2 separate regions of the Homo sapiens genome follow, and region 1 is linked to region 2. The links are chromatin loops, found by intact Hi-C in ENCODE. Cell type or tissue: sigmoid colon. All regions are shown on one strand. Each heading gives the region's core, and the rest is flanking DNA. Links, peaks and the distances in the headings are about the cores only.

Region 1 (5,388 bases), core at 286-5,285, 110 kb after region 2:
TCCTGACCTCAGGTGATCCTCCCCCCTCGGCCTCCCAAAGTGCTAGGATTACAGGCATGAGCCACTTCGCCCAGCCGGGTTTCTGTTATTAACATTAGCACTGCACCCTATACAGAATTACACTTTATTTTTATTTATTTATTTATTTATTTATTTATTTATTTGAGATGGTGTCTCGCTCTGTCGCCCAGGCTGGAGTGCAATGGCGCAGTCTCGGCTCACTGCAACTTCGGCCTCCTGGGTTAAAGTGATTCTCCTGCCTCAGCCTCACTAGTAGCTGGGATTACAAGCGTGCACCACCATGCCCAGCTAATTTTTTGTATTTTTAGTAGAGACGGGGTTTCACCATATTGGCCAGGCTGGTCTCTAACTCCTGACCTCAGGTGATCCACCTGCCTTGGCCTCCCAAAGTGCTGGGATTACAGGCATGAGCCACTGCACCCGGTCGAGATTTACACTTTGAAAATTTTTTTAACTTCTAAATTGATACAGCTTTATTCTGTGACAATAACTTTTATCATCAGGTCACTCCCTATTTAAGAGGCTGATTCCTGAGTTTTGCATAAGGTTTGAATGATTAAGATTACTGAAAATCTTACCTTTGTATAATTCCTCCATAAGTTTTACCCAGGAGAAAAAAATTTTTACCCAGGTATCTCTAACTCGAATGTGAAGAAATAGTGTGGTTTTTCCCCCCAAATATTACAGTGACTAAATGAAGACTACTGCTTGAAGGCTAATAAAATTTTCTCAATTCCTTTTGTTTAAAAAAAGAAACCAGGTAACATTAATTAACATTATTTTCTTTATTAACAATATTCCTTTGAGGGCCTACTATATGAGAGGAGAAGTGCTAGGTGCTGGGACATACAGTGAACAAGATAGAAATCCATACACATATAAAATGTAATTTCCCATGAATATGTGTCAGATCACTTCTGGAAAAGAAAGATACCTTTCTATTGTTGGAGCCATACACTTCATACCAACTAATGTTATCCTAGTATTTATCTATACAGTATTTAGTAGTTTTAAGCTAATTTATTTTCAAATTTGTGAATGCCAGCTTATATTATTATTGAGATTCTCAAGTGGGAATGACGCATGTCCTCTAATCCTGCTAGTGCACTTTGGAGTTATGCCAGAAATTTTGATGTGATTCTTCTGTCCACCTGCTATCTAGCCATCTCCCTTCACTCCACACATTTGTGTGCGTGTGTTTGAGATAGGGCCTCACTCTGTCACCTAGGCTGGAGTGCAGTGGCGTGATCACAGCTCACTGCAGCTTCAACCTCCCAGGCTCAAGTGATCCTCCTGCCTCAGCCTCCTGAGTAGCTGGGACTATAGGCACATGCCACCACACCTGGCTAATTTTTGTATTTTTTTGCAGTGATGGGGTTTCTCCATGTTGCCCAGGCTGGTATCAAACTCCTGGACGGACTCAAGTGATCCTCCATCCTGGGCCTCCCAAAGTGTGGGGATTACAGGCATGAGCCTCTGTGCCTGGCCCACCCCACACGTTCTTTTTGCTACTGCCTGCCCCCCAAAATCTTATACTAGTGAGCTACTATTACTAATGGGAGTATATTAAGATTCTCAGATCTAATGGTACAGACAAAAGCATTAAGAATCTTGGGTGGTCATGGTGGCTCACACCTGTAATCCCAGCATTTTGGGAGGCTGAGGCGGACCGATTACTTGAGCTCAGGAGTTCAAGACCAGCCTGTCCAACATGGCGAAACCCCATCTTGACCAAAAAAATACAAAAAAAATTAGCCGGTCAAGGTGGCGTGTGCCTATAGTCCCAGCTACTCAGGAGACTGAGGCGGGAAGATGGCCTAAACCTTGGAGGCAGAGGTTGCAGTGAGCTGAGAATGTGCCACTGCACTCTAGCTTGGGTGACAGAGCAGGATTCTTTCTCAAAAAACAAAAAAGAAAAAAAGAAAAAAATCTTATATCAGTGCTTTTTAGATTATTTTTGTAGTAAGCCCTGCCCCGTTTATCTTCAAAAAAAAAAAAAAAAAAAAAAAAGGAAAGAGAAGGAAAAACGGGAAATAAATAATGAAATTCTAAGCTTGCAAGGCTGTCGTGCCTGGGTCATTTTGTATAGATACCTCCATTTAAAAAATAAAACTTAAAGTTGTGAACAGTTCTTAGGTGTATGTGCACATAATTACTAACTACAGTTGACCATTGAACATCACAGGGGTTAGGAGCACCAACACCCTCATGCTGTCAAAAATTCGTGTATAACTTGACTCCCGAAAAACTTAACCATTAATAGCCTACTGTTGACTAGAAGCCTTACTGGTAACATAAATAGTTGATTAACATATATTTTATATGTTGTATATATTATATACTGTATTCTTAGAATAAAGTAAGCCAGAGAAAGGAAAGTTGTATTAAGAAAATCCTAAGAGGCCAGGTACAGTGGCTCATGTCTGTAATCCCAGCACTTTGGGAGGCCGAGGCGGGCAGATCACCTGAGGTCAAGAGTTCGAGACCAGTCTGACCAACATGGAGAAAACTGGTCTCTACTAAAAATACAAAATTAGCCGGGCGTGGTGGCACGTGCCTATAATCCCAGCTACTCAGGAGGCTGAGGCAGGAGAATCACTTGAACCCAGAAGGCGAGGTTTGTGGTGAGCTGAGATCGCACCATTGCACTCCAGCCTGGGCAATAAAAGTGAAACTCTGTCTCAAAAAGAGAAAAAAAAATCATAAGGGAAAATACATTTCCAGTATTGTACTGTATTTATTGATACCACAAGTTTATGTTATCTGTTTCCAAGATTAATTGTCTGAAATGGTAGACAACCATAGCTGCAGACCTCAATCCATGGTATGTCTCAAGTAATTCAACTTTTACTTGTAATGTCATGATTTTTTTCTGCTTATTCAGAACACTTCCAGGATCTCTGGTGGCACTTCCTGTAGGTCTTATGGTGTTATTCAAGGTTTATGGTACTGCACTAAACGTGATGAGAACTACACAAGAATTGTGAGGTTGCTTTTTATTGCCATGTGCACTTTACTAGAGAGATGAACTGCTCATGCAGAGATGATTAGCATCACACAGTATTTTAAGCAAATACTTGCAACACTTGAACTCCTCAAAATAGCAACAGGAAGTAGCTGCAAAATTAATACAGTAGTACAGTAGGAACTACAATGAATTTTATGCAGTTATTTAATACTTTATCTTTATGTGTGTTTACATTTCTCTTGACTGTGAACAGTGCCATATATGGCCTGTAAGTGTTTGTGTAAATTTTGATAATTTTTTTTTGAGTCAGGGTCTATCTAGCTCTGTTGCCCAGGCTGGAGTGCACTGGCACAATCTCAGCTTACTGCAGCCTCCGCCTCCTAGACTCAAGCGATCCTCCTACCTCAGCACCCTGAATAGCTGGGACTATAGGTGCGCACAACCATGCCCAGCTAATGTTTCTTTTTATTGTATTTTTCTGTAGAGGTGGGATTTCACCATGTTGCCCAGGCTGGTCTCAAACTCCTGAGCTCAAGAGATCAGCCCACCTTGGCCTTCCAAAGTGCTGGGATTATAGGTGTAAGCCACTGTACCCAGCCAATTTTGATAAATTTTAACTTTTTATAGTTTATATGTATTTTATGGTACTAAATGATAAAATAATTATTTACATATATTTTTTATATTGATGACATACCTTTTTCTTTTTTTATTGATATTTCTAGGTTATGTGGTATGCCTACAAATTTTTTCAAATTGTCACAAATCTCCAAAACATTTTCTAGTACATTTATGGAAAAAAAATCTGTATATATAAGTGGATTTATGCAGTTCAAACCCGTGAAGTTCAAGGGTCAATTGTAATTGTTTCTGGTTTTATTGTCTTTAAGAAGTACGGTACCTATTATAATTCAGCTTGTATTGGCCATGGGTGCTTATCTCAGAAAAAAAGGTATTGCAATTTTCTTTTTGTATAATGTTGGGAACTTAAATATTATTACTTTTGGTAGTTGATCACAATCTTCTTAGGTCATTGCTGTATTCCTTAGGTGCTGCAAAGTCTCATTTTGAGTGTGGAATGGTGGGCGGTGTTCATCCTGAGGCAGCAGTGAGAGTCGTCCAGTCCATGGCTCGTTTCATGGCTGCCTATTTCACCAATCAGCAGCTTTGCATTTTGCCCCCTCATCATGTGAATGTTCTTCCCCCACTTCATATTAAAACAGGTAATGTAGTAAACAAATCCTTTTTAAACTTTTTTTGCATTGCACATAATATAATATTTAAAACATATTATACAGAGGCCATTACTCAATGATACTGTTCTAGCATAGTATCTGAAACATAGGAGGTGATTTATGACTATGAATGAATAGAATCTGAGAAAAGTAATGGCTTAGATTCGTTTTTACTGAACATGGCTTTTTAAAATCACAAAATTGGGACAAGTTGATCTTTATAAAGTTTTTAGTTTTAAATTTTAATTTATTAATTATTTCTTTTTAGAGATGGAATTTTGCTATATTGCTCAGACTGTTTTTGAACTCCTGGCCTCAAACAATCTTTTCTTTTTTTTGAGACTGAGTTTCGCTCTTGTTGCCCAGGGTGGAGTGCAATGGTGTGATCTTGGCTAACTGCAACCTCCACCTCCTGGGTTCAAGCAATTTTCCTGCCTCAACCTCCCAAGTAGCTGGGATTATCGGCATATGCCACCACACCTGGCTAATTTTTTGTATTTAGTAGAGACAGGGTTTCACCACGTTAGTCAGGCTGGTCTCGAACTCCTGACCTCAGGTGATCCACCTGCCTTGGCCTCCCTGCTGGGATTATAGGCGTGCGCCACGTGCCCGGCCAAATGATCTTAACCACCTCAGCCTCCCAAGTAGCAGGGACTATAGGTGTGCCCAGCTGAAGTTTCAATTTTTAAAGTGAAAGAGCTGCCACCTTCATTTATGTCAAAATGTAGAGATTTAATAAATATTGAGCCTGCTAATTCAGTATTTAATGTTATTTGGATGATTTACTTTTATTATTTTATTTGGACCATTTACTTTTTAAATTTAATACTTTCATTAGTATGGTCAAAATGCATCTAATCCTGTGCTAGATAACTGCCCTGCTCTCAGTATAAACAGGTACACAAATTTCTATGATATTCATTCATTCTAATTTTTATTAAGTGCCTACTATTTGCCACACAGTATTCTTAGTGCTGCACATATACTAGCTTGCACCACATGAAATTGATAATACGAAAACATTTGTAGTTTCTTTCTTTTTTTTTTTTTTGGATTACACATTTTTATTCAGAGTTTTATCTGTTGATAGAGAAACATTTACAAAGGAGTAAATGTTATGTAATTTCTCATGGTATGTAAGTTAGAAGCTGGGCAGCAAACATG
Region 2 (5,388 bases), core at 184-5,183:
ATTGTTTTTGTAAATACCTTTGTGTCTAGATACACAAACTTGGGTTATGAGAATTCTGAATTTTATGGGTTCTAAGATTAAGAGATTTATGGGTTCTAAGATTAAGATTAAGAGATTTATGGGTTCTAAGATTAAGATTAAGAGATTTGTTTTTCTTATGTGTGTACAAGGTATACAGCCTCCTGCCATGTCAACTCCAGTGTGTGCTCTGGGAAACCCAGCAACTCAGGCCACAAATATGAGTTGTGTGACTGGACCAGAGATTGTGTACTCTGGAAAACACAATGGTATTTGCATTTACTTTTCTCGGATCATGGGGTAAGTTTGTCATGAAATAATGAATTATTGCTCACCTTGTCCCATCTTGAGTAGTTAAATATTTTTAACTCTGAATTTGGGACATCATTTATTCCTATTAAATTTTAGTTTTAGCTCACTTGTTGATCAATAAAACTTTTCTATTATTCCAGTTTTTGTTATCTAACTATATTCATTGCTGTGTTTTATTTCTCTTACTCTCTCATAATCTATTTTTGTAGCATCAAAATACAGTTGTTCCTTAACACAGGGGTTAGGGGATGCCAACCACCATTCCTCAACCTTCATGTAGTCAAAAATTCATGTACAACTTTTGACTTTCTTAATTACTAATAGCCTACTGTCTAGAAGCCTCACTGATAAGTAATCAATTAACACGTTTTGTATGTTTTTTGTGTTTTCTTTTTTTAACTTTTGCATGGTGTAGGAGTATGGGGGAGTCTCGTAAAAACCAGAAAACCTGCTAGACAAATTCTAAAACAGCCGTAACACTGATATTTTGTGTTATATGTGTTATACACTATATTCTTACCATAAAGTAAGCTAGAGAAAAAAAATTAAGAAAATCATAAGGAAGAGAAAATATATTTACTATTCATTAAGTGGCAATGGATCATCATAAAAGTCTTCATCCTTGTCTTCACGCTGAGTAGGCTGAGGAGTAGGAAGAGGAAGGGTTGGTTTTGATGTGCTGGGGTAGCATAGGTGGGAAAAAAATCTGTGTATAAGTGGACCCACACAATTCAAGCCCATATTGTTCAAAGGTCAACTGTATATCTACTTACATATGAATGTACAGTGTTACAAACTTCCCCATAACTCAGTGACATGTGTCTACAGTTCAACAGGGCAGTTCTTGTCTTGCTGGGCTAACTCAAGAATAGGCAATCAGTTGTGAAGTTAAAGAGAGCTATGCTTATCTTGGCTAGACTCTCACATGTTCAAGGTTATATTTTCCAGCTGGTCTAGAATGGCCCAAGATGAAACAGCTTGGTTGTTCTCTACATGGTTTCTCATCCCCCAGCAGGCCAGCCAAAGATTATTTAGTTGGTGGTGGCAGAGTTCCTTGAGAAAGAGTAGACACTTGCAAAACCTTTATTCTAAACTCAGAACTGGCTTACCATGCACTTTTCCGCCTTATTCACTTGGCCAGAGGGAAGTCACAGGGCCAACTCAGATTTAAAAGGTGGGAAATAGACCACCTTTTAGGGGAGAGACATCAAATCATACTGCAGAGGGGATAGATATAGGGAGGGATAAAGAAATGTGGTTGTTTTTGCAATCAGTCTATCATGTTATCTTAGTTAGCTATCATGCCTAATATATATTTCTCTTAGATTTGAGATGTATGATTTCATTCATCTCATTTGCTTAAAAGTATGAAACAGTACAGAGCCCCTTTATAAATTTCCTGTTTACAATTTATTATACAGAGCCTTTTGATTTTTCTTCAGTAATATTTCATTATCTGAAAAACTTAGGTACATCAGGTATGAAAATTTTCTAGTATTCCACTCTTCTAGATAGCTTAGTAAAATGTTAAATGAAACCACTGCAAGTTTTAAAAACTGAATAAAGCCATTAAGTTCCTAGAGAAAGAAATTTATTGTAATTGTTTTTATTCATTTACAGCACAATCATTAAAACTTTTTTTTTTCCAGAAACATTTGGGATGCAAGCTTAGTTGTGGAGAGAATATTCAAGAGTGGCAACAGAGAGATCACTGCAGTAAGTGTGTATAATATTATTTTGTTATTTTTGTGTAGCCAGTTGATGGTATAAATGGTTAGATTGTTTCACATTTCCTGATATTACACAAATAAGATGGCAAAGGTTATTTTTTTTTTTTTTTTTTTTTTTGAGACAGAGTCCTGCTCTGTCTCCCAGGCTGGAGTGCAGTGGCCCAGTCTCAGCTTACTGCAACCTCTGCCCTCTGGGGTCAAGCGATCCTCCCACCTCAGCCTCCTGAGTACCTGGGATTACAGGTGTGCGCCACCATGCCTGGCTAATTTTTGTAGTTTTTGTAGAGATAGGGTTTCACCATGTTGCCCAGGCCAGTCTCAAACTCCTAGACTCAAGCAAACCACCTGCCTTGGCTTCCCAAAGTGCTAAGATTACAGGCAGGGGGCCTCAGCGCCTGGCGGGTTATTCTTTTATGTATATGTTTGCATTCTTGGACAACAAACTGCTTACCTTCAGGTTTAAATCTCATCTCTAACATTGATTAACTGTCTGAATATGAGTAAATTACTTAACATTTCAGAGCCTGATACCTCATGGTAAAAGAAGGGGCGTAGTATATCTCCCTCATAAGGTTGTCATGAGGGATAACTCAAGCAACTTAATATTGCTCAAATTTTACTATGTAATACTTTGACATATATATGAACGAAAACTCCATGGACCCAGCACTAATTTCTATGAATTGGCATACTTTACAGACTGCTTTTTGCTCTTGTTGCCCAAGCTGGAGTGCAGTGGCACAGTTTCACTCTTGTTGCCCAAGCTGGTGTGCAATGGCATTATCTCGGCCCATCGTAACCCCTGCCTCCTGGGTTCAAGCGATTCTTCTGCCACAGCCTCACGAGTAGCTGGGATTACAGGTGCGCGCCACCATGCCCAGCTGATTTTTTGTATTTTTAGTAGAAACAGTGTTTTACTATGTTAGCCAGGCTGGTCTCGAACTCCTGACCTCAAATGATCCGCCCACCTCGGCCTCCACTGAGAATACAGGCGTGAGCCACCACGCCCAGTCCAAATATATTTTTAATTGTGAGGCTCTTAAAGTTCATGAGTTGGGCACAGTGGCCCGTGCCTGTAACCACAATGCTTTGGAAGGCTTGAGCCCAGGAGTTCAGGACCAGCCAGGGCAACGCGGCCAGATGCCTTTTCTATAAAATAAAATAAGATTAAAATTAGTCAGATATGTGGTGGCATGTGCTGGTACTTCCAGCTAATTGGGAAGGAGGGTCACTTGAACTTAGGAAGTCAAGGCTGCAGTAAGATATGATCCGCGCCACTACACTCCCAGGCAACAACAAGACGCTGTCTCTCAAAAAAAAAAAAGTTCAAGTTTCTAAGAATAAGAGTGTATTTGCCTAACACAGTATATGATTCCATATATATATATGGAAGTCTAAAAACTTGTAAAATTAATCTATGTTGATAGGAGTAAGAAAAGTAGTTACCTCAGAGGTGGGATGACTAATGGCTACAAAGGAACATAGGAAACTTTCTTTGGTGTTGGAAATTTCTGTATTGTGGTCTGGGTGATGACTATACAAAAATATATAAAAGTAATCAAGATGTTTTCTTAGTATTTGTATTTTATTGTATGTTAGTTATGCATCAGTGTTACTGGCAGGAGAGGAAGTGTGTAGGTATACTTTATTCGGATCAACAGGTGTGAATTGATACAAGAAATAACTATAGAGATACTCATTTCAAAATTAAAATTGTTTATATTATAGCTATACAGAGGGTGTGTTTTTAAACTTTTGAAAAATCTTTCATTTTTACAGATTGAAAGTAGTGTTCCCTGCCAACTGCTAGAGTCAGTGCTACAAGAACTAAAGGGTTTGCAGGAATTTCTAGACAGAAACTCCCAGTTTGCAGGAGGACCATTAGGAAATCCAAAGTAAGAATAAATAGGGTTTATTAATTCATCTTTTTCTTTTCGTTGTATTTTTTGTTGAGATGATTTACATACTACAAAGTTGGTCCTTTTAAAGTGTGCAGTTTAGTATTTTTTAGTGTATCTACAAGGTTATGCAACCATCACCACTATCTAATTTTAGAACATTTTCATCACAGCAATAAGAAACTCTTGTGCCCATGACCAGCCATTATTATTCATGGACCTTCCCCCAGTCCCTGGCAACCACTAATCTACTTTCTGTCTCCACAGATCTGCCTTTTCTGACTATTTATATAAATATTATATTTTATATATTACATAAGATACACAATATATAAATATATTATATGAATATATGTAAATGGAATGTTTATAGAAATATAGTTATATAAATGGAATATTTATAGAAATATAGTTATATAAATGGAATATAGAAATATTTATATGAATGGAATATTTATAGACATATTTATATACATGGAATCTTTATAGAAATATTTATATAAATGGAAGTATGCAACAGATAACCTTTGGTGTCTGTTTCTTTCCCCAAGCATGTTTTCAAGGTTTGATTGTTGTAGCATGTATTACTACTTGTCTCATTTCTCAGTTTATCAGTTGATAGATATTTGGGTTGTTTCAGCTTTTTGGCTAATAAGAATGCTGATATGAGCATTCCTGTACAAGTTTTTGTGTGGACATGTGTTTAGACGGACTCTTGCTCTGTCACCCGTGCTGGAGTACGAAGGCTCCAACTTGGCTCACAGCAACCTCCGCCTCCCAGGTTCAAGCAATTCTCCTGCCTCAGCCTCCCAAGTAGCTTAGATTACAGATGTGCACCACCATGCCCAGCTAATTCTTCTTTGTATTTTCAGCGGAGACGGGGTTTCACCATGTTGACCAGGCTGGTCTTGAACTCCTGACCTCATCATCCACTGGCCTCAGCCTCCCAAAGTTCTGGGATTACAGGCGTGAGCCACCATGCCCGACCAAGAGTGGACATTTGGGTTTTTTTTTTGAGACGGAGTTTCGCTCTTGTCGCCCAGGCTGGAGTGCAATGGTGCAATCTCGGCTCACTGCAACCTCCACCTCCTAGGTTCAAGCGATTCTCCTGCCTCAGCCTCCTGAGTAGCTGGGGTTACAGGCGCCTGCCACCATGCCCAGCTAATTTTTCTATTTGTAGTAGAAATGGAGTTTCACTATGTTGGCCAGGCTGGTCTCAAACTCCTGACCACCTTCAGGTGATCCACCATGCCCAGCAATAATGGATTTTTTTTTTTTTTTTGAGACAGAGTCTCGCTCTGTCGCCCAGCCTGGAGTGCAGTGGTGCGGTCTCAGCTCACTGCAACCTCCGCCTCCCGGGTTCATGCCATTCTCCTGCCTCAGCCTCCCGAGTAGCTGGGACTACAGGCGCTTGCCACCACACCCAGCTA

What was found. A loop is a pair of places that touch in the nucleus more often than their neighbours do. Peaks named below come from ENCODE experiments on the same cell type or tissue, not always from the same donor. Only the 100,000 strongest peaks of a DNase experiment are listed, where the experiment ranks them.
Region 1: a loop joins it to region 2, with 2.2 times the contacts of the local background. A loop is called at or near these places in 3 of 110 quality-filtered maps.

What each region holds. Positions count from the first base shown.
Region 1 is chr5:37,212,383-37,217,770 of GRCh38, reverse strand. CPLANE1 (ciliogenesis and planar polarity effector complex subunit 1) reads left to right here. Exons shown (of 53, transcript NM_001384732.1): 16 at 4,039-4,212. It also overlaps the pseudogene OFD1P17. Among named protein-coding and RNA genes, the nearest start is that of CPLANE1-AS1, 34 kb to the left of the region's middle. In sigmoid colon, for the core only: no CTCF peak of the experiment used is centred there; no DNase peak of the experiment used is centred there; H3K27ac peaks cover 232 bases.
Region 2 is chr5:37,322,559-37,327,946 of GRCh38, reverse strand. NUP155 (nucleoporin 155) reads left to right here. Exons shown (of 35, transcript NM_153485.3): 18 at 171-318; 19 at 1,980-2,046; 20 at 3,840-3,955. It also overlaps the pseudogene RNU7-75P. Among named protein-coding and RNA genes, the nearest start is that of NUP155, 46 kb to the left of the region's middle. In sigmoid colon, for the core only: no CTCF peak of the experiment used is centred there; no DNase peak of the experiment used is centred there.